2 separate regions of the Homo sapiens genome follow, and region 1 is linked to region 2. A link is a loop called in an ENCODE intact Hi-C map of the cell type or tissue named here. Cell type or tissue: endothelial cell of umbilical vein. All regions are shown on one strand. Each heading gives the region's core, and the rest is flanking DNA. Links, peaks and the distances in the headings are about the cores only.

Region 1 (5,379 bases), core at 264-5,263, 71 kb after region 2:
TATGGACAGACCTTTTTGTTTTTCTGTTTGGATTGACCTGAAATAAAATTTTTATTATCAACAACAAAAAGCAAGCTGTGGAACAATAGACATATGATCTCATTTATATGAAAAAAATTTTAAGTATTCATATCCATACATCTATACAAATGCTTGCAAATAGGACTGGAAGTTTACCCAACATATTAACAGTGGCTACTTCTAGGGGAGGGAAGGAATTTAAGGCCAGAAATAGAGTGGCTTCTGTATGTAATCTGCATATTTGTGATCTTTTTTTTTTCCCAAGACAGGGTCTCACTGTCGCCCAGGCAATGAGTTGATCACAGCCCGCTGCAGCCTCAACCTCCCAGGCTCAGGTGATTCTCCTACCTCAGCTTCCCGTGTAGCTGGCACTACAGGCACTCGCCACCACACCTGGCTAATTTTTCTATTTTTTGTGGAGACGGTCTCTGACTATCTTGCCCAGGCTGGTCTCAAACTCCTGGGCTCAAGCAATTCACCCTCCTCAGCCTCCCAAAGTGCTGGGATTACAGGTGTAAGCCACCGCGCCTGACCAATATCAGTATGTATTTAAAATTGTATACAATCAGAATGAGTCCCTGAATCACGAGTGTTTAAAACGGCATAAAAGCAAAGCTTAGAAACTAAGTCTGCTTAATACAAAACTATCCCTTAAATTCTAAACACTGTTAATTTCATAATTATTGACGTGTACAGTGAACACCCCATGAAAGAATACAAGAGCGGTTTCAATGTTCCCCAAACATGCAGACCTATAGTTGAAATCATCGAAGGGAAAAAAGATCTAGCGAAAAAATAGAAGCTCTGACTCCAGAGCGGCACTGAGAAATGTTTCGAGCTTTTGCCAACCCCGTAAGGGTGGAACAAAGACCTGAGCTGGGGCTCCTCGTAAGTGACCCGAGGGGTGTAGGTTTCGCCATGAAAACAGCATTGCCCTTTAGAGTTTTCCGCTGCTCCTGGGACTCCAGTGACTGCGGTTACAGCCCTCTGGTTTTCCTCCTATTGTTTTCATTGGCCGGGGTCTAAGCGACTTGGAAGTGAGGAATCGGGAGCTCTGTAATGAAATACTGCTACTCGGTGCGCGCAGGGCCCTGGGAGAGCTCCAGCTTGGCCAGTCAAGGTCTTCTTGGCAGATGTTCTTTCTTGGATGACGATGGAATTCTCTTTCCCTTCTCCCTTGATACCAGGTGGGGCCTTCATCGTATTACTAAGAGTCGATTTATTACTCTTTCCGCTCCTTCTGGTTGAATACTTGAGATAGACGCTTAGGAAAGGAGCTAGCCAAGCCCTGGAGAAATGCTGACTCTTTGGATTTAATTTATGAGGCCTAATAGAAGCCGTCACAGAGGCTGGCTAAGGGTAGAATTAGCAGCAGAGAGTAGAGGCTGCAGCCTTCCCTGCTGTGACTTCATGGTTGAAGCTTGAGGTGCAATCTCATGGGGACCTCCTTGGTTGGTTGTCCGTGGTTATTTACTCATTTAAGAGGTTCCAGGAAATAATGGCACCTGTGTTAGCCAGGTGCCAACAAACAGTGAAAGTAGCATGATTAAAAACATTTACTGTGAGGCTGGGCACAGTGACTCAACGCCTGTAATCCCAGCACTTTGGGAGGCTGAGGCGGGCAGAACACTTGAGGTCAGGAGTTCAAGACCAGCCTGGCCAACATGGGGAAACCCCATCTCTGCTAAAAATACAAAAATTAGCAGGGTGTGATGGTGCGTGCCTGTAATCCCAGCTACTTCTGGAGGCTGAGGCAGGAGAATCGCTTGAACCTGGGCGGCAGAGATTGCAGTGAGCTGAGATTGCGCTACTGCACTCCAGCCTTGGTGACAGAGCAGGACTCTGTCTCAAAAAAGAAAAAAAAAAATGCCACCCAGGAGGGAAATACCTTACACAACAGGCTGTGAACCAGAATCAGGGTTTGGAGGATCCTCCATTAGAGCTGATAGCCAGCCTATAAGCTCAACGAAGAAAAATTCACTGTGCAAAGTCACATGCATGAAGGGAATATTCTAGCTGCTGCAATGTGGCTTTAATTCAGTGAGTTGGTGCTTTGCTCTCTAGGGGAACTTGCTGGAGTTTGCTCTCTTTCTTTCCATTCCCTTTTCCTTCCTCAGTGATTTCAGTGTTTCTCAGAGATAAGCGGTCAGATCAATTAGGCACACGTGCTTACTGAATATGTTGACAAGATATCTCGCTAGGAGCTAGTTCCAGCACTGGAGGTGTTTATAATCTTGTTCAGAGATGAGACATTGCATAAGATGTAATAAATAATAAGACATGAAATAAAATGCCACATGAATACTTCGAAGATAAGAACTATAGGAGCAAATTAAGAAAAGAAAATACACACACTAAATCAAATGGTTTTATTGTTAGATAGATGTTCGTATTAATGTTCTCCGAGGGAAGCCGTGGAAATTAATGGTTCAAATGATGTTTTAAATTAAATGTAAATTTTATTTCTTCTTGATCTTCCTCTGTGCTTCCCAGACTGTTCTTCAAAAAAATATGACTGAACAGTTTGAAAAGCCAGGTTTTTTGTGAGTAGCAGTAATAGGACACTGGGGAGAGGGAGAGCAGGAAGTGGGAACAGCAAATAAGCCTGCTGCCTCCCCGATGCACAACTGCTTGCAGTGTTGCTAGGAAACACCTGTCGTTTATATCCAAAGAACTTCCTGAGGTGCTTGAGGTTAGGCTATGGGTGAGTTTTGATTTGCGTCCTAGCATTGAAATCTGAAGACCTGTGTGGTTTGCTGTGGCGTAGTCAATAACAACGAAATGGCTGGCTGTCCCCATGCACCTGCTGCGGGTACCTGGTTGCAGGAATGAATGGGGCTCTGGGGAAGTGTGTGTTTCCTGCTCAGGCTGTGTGTTTATCCATTTTCATCACAATGCCCAGCATTGGGAATACAATGCTGAGCAAAATCATATCAGCCTCTGCCTTTTTGGAGCTTAAAATGGAGTGAGGAGACAAATATTATTCAAAGAATCACAGAAATGCATGTAAAATGACAACTGTAGTGAGTGGTACAAAGAGAAGGGCAGGGAGCTGTGAAAACAGGTGCCTCTGCACCTAATGGCTGATGAGCAGAACATTAGTCTCCAGCCATTGCTGCTCTCCATGTGCCAGGCACCATGCTCAGTGCTTAACATTTGGGATCTAATGGAATTCTCACCATATTCCTATGGGGGGAACCCTGTTGTCATCTCTACTATAGAGGAGAGGGAACTGAAGGTCACCAAAGTTAAGTACAGTGGTCCCTGCTTCTCCTTGGGGGTAAATTCCAAGACTCTCATTGGGTGCCTGAAACCATGGATAGTACCAAACCCTTTATATATTATGTTTCTTCCATCTGATAACCAAGATGGCTACTGAGTGACTAATGGACCAGTAGTGTAGACCTCGTGGATATCCTGGACAAAGGGAAGATTCCCATCCTGGGTGGGATGGGGTGAGATTTCATCACACTATTCTGAATGCCCTGTGATTAAAAACTTATGAATTGTTTATTTCTGGAATTTTCCATTGAATATTTTCGAACCGTGGTTGACTGTGGGTAACAGTCAAGCCATGTAAAGTGAAATCGCATATTAAGGTAGACTACTGTAACTGAACTGAAGGCCTTCTCCTCCAAAATTTCGCCCTCATCCACAGTCCCAGTCTTCGTAAATGGCACCACTTTCCATCCAGTCCTGTAATTTGGAAATTTGGGAGTCATCTTTGACCCAGCCTCACCCTCCATATCCAATGGAGTTCTTTCCACTCTACCTTGTAAATATCCAGTGAATTTCTCCACTCCTCTGCAATCCCACTACCCATTTTAGAACAGCAGCTTCCTGGTGGGTCCTCCTGTCACTTTTGCCTCAGTCTGCTTTGTGCTCTCCAAAGAAGTCCAAATGATCTTTAGCAAAGGCAAATCTGACTGTGTTCCTCCCTTGCTTGAAGACTTCCCATTGATTTTAGGGCAAAGACCAAAATCCTTAACATGGCCTCCAGGCCCATCATGCTCTGGCCCCTGCTTGCATCGCCAACTCCTCTTGTACCTCTGCCTTTGTTCTCCTTGTTCCAGACTTACCAGCCTCCTCTCTGCTCCAGGGCTTTCCCACCTACCAACTGCCTTTCCTCAAAGTTCTCATTCTCCCCTTTGTGCTTAGTTAACTCATGTTGGACCCTTAGATCCCAACTTCCTTAGGGAAGCTTTCTGAACTGTGCAGAGCAGGTCAAATCAATCTCATAACACAGTTTTACTTCTTCTTTGCAACATTAGGTAAATTAATCCTTGTGTAATTACTTAATGTCTCTCTTATGTATATGAGCTACGAAGTTGGGTATAATATCTGCCTTGTTCACTGCAGTATTCTCCATTTAGGGCTTGGCATACAGTAGGCACTCAACACATATTTGTTGAATCAATAAGTGAACTTCCCAGAGTTCACATGGTCAATATATGGCAGAACCAGGACTCAAATCCAGTTTGACTAATATCAAAGTTTATGCTTTTAATCACTGTATTCTACTATTGTCCTCTATGCCGCCACCATGATAATGTCTTAAAGACATTAAGAGCTTGAGCACAAATTTACTGTATACAGAATGAACCTTTGTGTTCTTTTCAATAGAATGTTGGGCAGCAGCTGCCTCTCAAGCTGACTGTTGCTTTTTACCTGTTCTCATATGTGATTCTACTGAAGTGAGCCAGGAAAAGAGCTAGTGATAAAAATCAAGAGGTCTAAAATAATTATTCTTAGTCAAAAAGAAGATAGATTAAAAATTATTCTTAGCCAAAAAGAAGATAGATTAAAAAGAGTGGAATTTTAATTGGATAACCTAGAAGAAGTGGATAAATTCCTAGAGACATCTAACCTATCAAGATTGAATCATAGAAAAGTAGACAGTCTGAAGAGACCAGTAATGAGTAAGGACTTTGAATCAGTAAGAAAAAAACAAAAAACAAAAAAACAACTCTCTCATCAAAGAAAAGCACAGGGTCGGGCATGGTGGCTCACACCTGTAATCCCAGCACTTTGGGAGGCTGAGGCCAGTTCAACACCAGCCTGTGGAACATAATGAGACCCCTTCCCATTAAGGGTAATTGGTGGCTGTCCTGGTTACTTGGGAGGCTGAGATAGTAAAAACACTTGAGCTCAGGAGTTTGAGGCTGCAGTGAACTATGATCGTGCCACTGTACTCCAGCCAGGGTGACAGAGTGAGACCCTATCTCTTAAAAAAAGTAAAAACTCAAGGCCTGATGGATTCACTGCTGAATTTTATCGGACATTTAAAAAAGAACTATTACTGATTCTTAAACTCTTTCTGATAGTTGAAGAGGAGGAAACACTTCTTAAATCTTTTTA
Region 2 (5,379 bases), core at 152-5,151:
ACCCTACCGCAGCCACATTGGCCTCTTTGCTGTTTTCCCTAAGCAGCGATTCAGGTGCTTGCCCAGGGCCTCTGTGTTTCTCCAGATCCCTGTCAGGAAAACTTGGGCCAAATGTGCTGCAGAGGCCTCCGGGCCACCCTTTATAAATGCGACATCTGACGCGCAACGCTCTCTTACTCAGCTCTTGTTATTTTTCTTCCGAGCACTGCACCAGACCGATTGCAGATATGTGCGTGCTCATTTGCAAATTGCCTGTCCTCCTCCTCCCCTGGCCCGGCCGCTAGAACCTACATTTCATAGACTTTGGGTTTTGTATCTGCTGTTTCCAGCAGCAGAGACTTGCTTTAGTTCTTGCTCTGATTTGCTGTAACTTCAGGTGCATTCAGCCAGGTGAGATTGCTTATTGAACTTACCAAAGCAACAGAGTAAGAGTTCTGGAGGTTTTAATCACTGTGCTCTCAATAAGCCAACAGAAGGAAATGATCTCTGGGAAGAACGTTCTGCAGAATACATTACGTTCCATCTTGGTATGAAGTTAGGATCCTGGGAGGCCAAGTGTGAGGATCCTGCTAGCATTTTCTTTCAGTGAATTAAAATGATTTAAAGAGCAGTGAATTAAAGGCTAGGCATAATCCTATGTCTTTGGCCTTTAACAGTTTTTTTTTTTTAATAAAACACAGCTATGTGTTCAGTATGCTTTTATTTGGCATGAATGAATAAAGGCTTTTGTCCATGCTGTAGTGCGCTGTTCCTTGTGTAACATTCCATGTGGAAAACTTCTTTTAGACAATCATACCATGATATTTTTTCTTTTCCTTGAGAAGATGGATACTTATTTTTTTTTCTAAGAATGTATAGTATGTACCTTTTTATTTTTGGTCCTGGCCCCCAGGAAACTCAAAACCACACTTAATACAGAGATCTGGAAATTATATTAGCCCTTGTGTGTACCACTTGCTGTTTCTTTTGTAGGGTGGCCTTGACTTACTTACTTTTTTTTTTGGCACGGAGTCTTGCTCTGTCGTGCAGGCTGGAGTGCAGTGGCATGATCTCGGCTCACTGCAAGCTCCACCTCCTGGGTTCACGCCATTCTCCTGTCTCAGCCTCCCAAGTAGCTGGGGCTACAGGCACCCACCACCATGCCCAGCTAATTTTTTTGGATTTTTAGTAGAGACAGGGTTTCACCATATTAGCCAGGATGGTCTTGATCTCCTGACCTCATGATCCACCCACCTGGGCCTCCCAAAGTGCTGGGATTACAGGCTTGAGCCACCGCACCCAGCCTGGCTTTCTAATGTTATTTTATTTACCTAGTTGAATGTATGACTTTTTTTTTTTTTTTGAAATGAAGTCTTGCTGTAACACATGCTGGAGTGTAATGGCATGATCTCAGCTCACTGCAACTTCTGCTTCCTGGGTTCAAGCAATTCTTCTGCCTCAGCCTCCCAAGTATCTGGGACTGCAGGTGCCTGCCATCATGCTTGGCTAATTTTTGTATTTTTAGTAGAGATGGGGTTTCACCGTATTGGCCAGGCTGGTCTCGAACTCCTGACCTCAAGTGATCTGTCCTCAGCCTCCCAAATGCTGGGATTACAGGCATGAGACATGTATGACTTTTAACACACTCCAAATCTTTTTTGGAAGGAACTAGTGAATGACAGAACAGTTTTATCCTCCTCTTATCTCCTAATATGGGGTATTGAGTAACAAACTTGGTTTTGAAATTCTGTTGCCCTTGTGTGCTTTTACTTGGGTAATGCAACTAACAGAAATTTCTGGATTTGCTTAAGTAGAATTTCCATTTCTTTGCTTGATAAAGCCCAGGGTTGCAATTTTAGGGCAGTTACCAGCCAGGTAGAGAGGTAGGAACGGTTTTGAGATGACCCTCTCACTGGTTTCCTCTGTTTATTCTAATTGTGAGATTTTGGTTACTTTGCAATAGAGGGTTTAGATATGCACTGCTTTACAGCAACCGGGTAACTGGCTTCTGAAGATTGAATATACGGTTTCTTCAGCATTGCTGTTTCCAAAAGAGTTTAGTTTGTTTTCATTCATTGACTTAGTGCCTTCCTCTGTTCAAGGAATTCTACTAATTGGTATGGGTGTTTCCAAATGATGCTTAGCTGGCCGACCCTTCTTTGGAGAAGCTTACATTTAAAAAAATTAATTTTCACAATTGGTATGTCAAATTGGTAATTATTTCAGAAGCAAATTAAGATAACATCTTAGAAAATCAATTTATGGACTTGAGCCGAGTGCTTCATACAACGAATGGGTTTTTTCTAGGTGTTTGTCACCGGGAATTTTCCTGAGAGGCTTGTATATATTAATAGAAAAGGAGTGTAGCTTTTTTTTCTCTTCGTTATAATTTAGGTAAAGTCTTACAATGTGTGAACAAGGCTGTCATTTTTAGCTTGCGTTTGAACGAAAACATGCTATACTTTTTGGAGACCCTGATTGAGTAATCAGTACTTGGGGTAGTGATAAACCACAGGTGAGCTAACTTGCGGCATTCTTTAGATTAAAATTTGATCGTCATTGTTTGTTCCCAACAATGATTTGCCAGGAATGGTATGCATACTTCTCTTCTGCCCCATTCTTCCTTGTTCTAATCTCTTCTTAAATAGTTCTGTTTTTCTTTTGCTGAACAGGAATTCCCAAGTAAATAATTCTTTCTTGTGACCGAGGGTGCAGTTGGTGAGGTCTTCTTGCCTTCTGAATGGCCAGTAGCTGCTTCCGGACTCCGGAAAATATGTCGCAAATGAAGACTGCTATCACTCACTCTATAAACAGGACCAGAAAGTGAGCAATTTGGCAAGGTCCCCTCTCTCGGCAAGTCTGATGGATCTCTTTTTTTTCCCCAGTGAAGGCTTGTCATATTTATAAGCCAGTAGTGTTATTTCAGAATCTCCGAAGGAAATGTGCCTCCGTGATAGGGAAGCAACTTGTTTATTCTAGACTTTTCTTCACTATATTTCTAACGTTGAGGAAATTACTCAAAGAGGTTTGGCAGAGTGAAGACAGATGAGTGAGACTGGATTGAGTTTATGGAATGTATTAATTCAACTGATGTTTGTTCAACTCCAAATGAAGGATCCAGCATCCAGGGCACAGATAAGTGCAGGATATTCGCCCTCAGGGAACTTCCTGTCATTAGGGAGGCTGGCACCTGCTTGCAGTTAACAGAAATGTTAGCGTAGTTGCTCATTCTGCTTGGAAGCGGAGTTCGTTACCATTTCATTTAATGAACTTTTCCAAATGGAAAGAAAGCTTTGTACCCGCACGCCCTGGCTCTGGATGTGGAGGTTGAGAGCCCTGTGAAGCTCTTATTTAAACATGAAAATGGGTGTCAGCTTTAGGACTAAGTTCCACTGGGAAGAACTGGGGGAAGGGAGCCATTTTTAGGTGGCATTAGCCATACCACCTTTAATAAAAAACTTCGTGTAACTCAATGTATTTCCTGGCTGGCTGCAGTTACAGAAATATTAACTGTCCTAAAATGTTTATCTTAAAGAGAAACGACTTCAGTATTAGAGAATGCACAGAAAACTAGATTATAAGTAAATACTTTTGTTCACATTGGGGGTTAAAAACATTGGGCCTGCTTCATCATGGTTATTAATGTGGACCTGTGTTGTTACGTTATAAGCAGAGGTTTACAGATCTGAGTTTCAAGGCTTGGCACTTGGAAATGAGCTGAGATTAGCGTTAGAGAACAAGGCCTCTCCTGCCATCTTGGGAGCTGAAATCCCAGGATCTCAACCTGAAAATCAGGGGCTAACACTCTGATATTGATCTGTATACCTTCGGAAATACAGTTTTTAAAAAGAAACAATTTTTAAGACTAGAACATTTTTTTTTATTTCTTCGTACTATGCAAGTTTATATACGTAGCTGTAAAAGGCAAACGTAAGCTCGCTTTTTTAAAGATTCACGTGAAGCTGTTTTCTTTCCGTGAACGGAAGAGTTTGACAGAGAAACACCTTGGTAAGCACACATCGAGAATACGTTATTAGAACATGATTCTTTCTCCATTGGGCCCCATGAGGCCAAGCAGAAAAATCCAGCAATAGAATGCAAATATGAGCATGCTTTCTTTAAGATGTATCATAAACTGTTTTCTGTCAGAGAATGGAAGGATTTGACAGAGAAACACCTTTGTAAGTACACATCGAGAATACGCAATTAGAATATTGTCTCAGTTGGGCCCTGTGAGGCAAGGAGGCATATCCAGCCATAAAAGGCATGCATGTTTTCTGTAAGATTTCATCATAAGCAGTGTTCTGTCAGTGAATGGAAGCATTTGAATAGAGAAACTTCTTTGTAAGCATACATTGACAATATGAAGAAACAATTATTGATCAAAAAAGCCATGCATTATTATGTATTTTTTCCATTCTGCTTGTAATCAGTGTTGCTGTTTTTTCGTCGTGTTTAATAGAGGCAACACATTACTGATCCCAAATACTCTGGGAAGATTTAATCTAAAATACCCCTTCTCTATTCAGGGATCTAATCATTTCTGTTCTTAACTAGGTTTTCATTGGTATTCTCAACTTTTCTAATAAAACGGTTTTTGGGACTTGCAATCTTCTTTCATTTTGTAGTAAGTAGCCTTATTCCTGTTTTATAGATAGAAAAAAATAAAGTACAAAGATGTGTTTGCACTGTTAGAATTCTAATGCCACAGAATACTACTGTAAATGTTTGGTTCCAATTGTGCCAGTTTTACTAATATCACATAGTACAGAAAGCCATAATTTTGTGAGAGTTTTCCCACTGTTCACTGCTTTCTAACTCAGTGGCTTTTTGTTGTTGTTGTTGTTGTTGTTTTTGAGATGTAGTCTTGCACTGTTGCCTAGGCTGGAGTGCAATTGCGTGATCTTCCCTCACTGCAGCCTCCGCCTCCCGGGTTCAAATGATTCGCCTACCTCAGACTTCTGAATAGCTGGGATGACAGGTGCCCACCACCACGCCCAGCTAATTTTTGAATTTTCAGTAGAGACGGGGTTTCACCATGTTTGCCAGGCTGGTCTCGAACTCCTGACCTCGTGATCCACCCGCCTCGGCCTCCCAAAGTGCTGGGATTGCAGGCGTGAGCCACTGCACGTGGCCAACTCAGTGGCTTTTTAAAAAATCGTGGTGAAATATACACAACGAGGTAAACCATTTTAACCACACTGCCGTGCAACCATCTCCACCATCCATCTCCAGAACTTTTTCATCATCCCAAACCAAAACTCGGTAACCATAATACAATTCCTCCCCATTCCCTTCTCCCAGCCCCTGGGAAGCAGCATTCTACTTTCTGTGAGTTTGACTCTTCTAGGGAGCTCATATAAATGGAATCGTACAGTACTTGTCTTTTTGTGACTGGCT

What was found. A loop is a pair of places that touch in the nucleus more often than their neighbours do. Peaks named below come from ENCODE experiments on the same cell type or tissue, not always from the same donor. Only the 100,000 strongest peaks of a DNase experiment are listed, where the experiment ranks them.
Region 1: a loop joins it to region 2, with 5 times the contacts of the local background. A loop is called at or near these places in 4 of 110 quality-filtered maps.

Annotation. Positions count from the first base shown.
Region 1 is chr10:14,504,710-14,510,088 of GRCh38, reverse strand. No RefSeq gene overlaps it. Among named protein-coding and RNA genes, the nearest start is that of MIR1265, 71 kb to the right of the region's middle. RefSeq lists enhancers at 2,858-2,917, 2,163-3,434. In endothelial cell of umbilical vein, for the core only: no CTCF peak of the experiment used is centred there; DNase peaks (open chromatin) are centred at 1,148, 2,168 and 2,738.
Region 2 is chr10:14,575,983-14,581,361 of GRCh38, reverse strand. All of the region lies in intron 2 of FAM107B (family with sequence similarity 107 member B), which reads left to right. Among named protein-coding and RNA genes, the nearest start is that of MIR1265, 140 kb to the right of the region's middle. In endothelial cell of umbilical vein, for the core only: no CTCF peak of the experiment used is centred there; a DNase peak (open chromatin) is centred at 2,841; H3K27ac peaks cover 5,000 bases.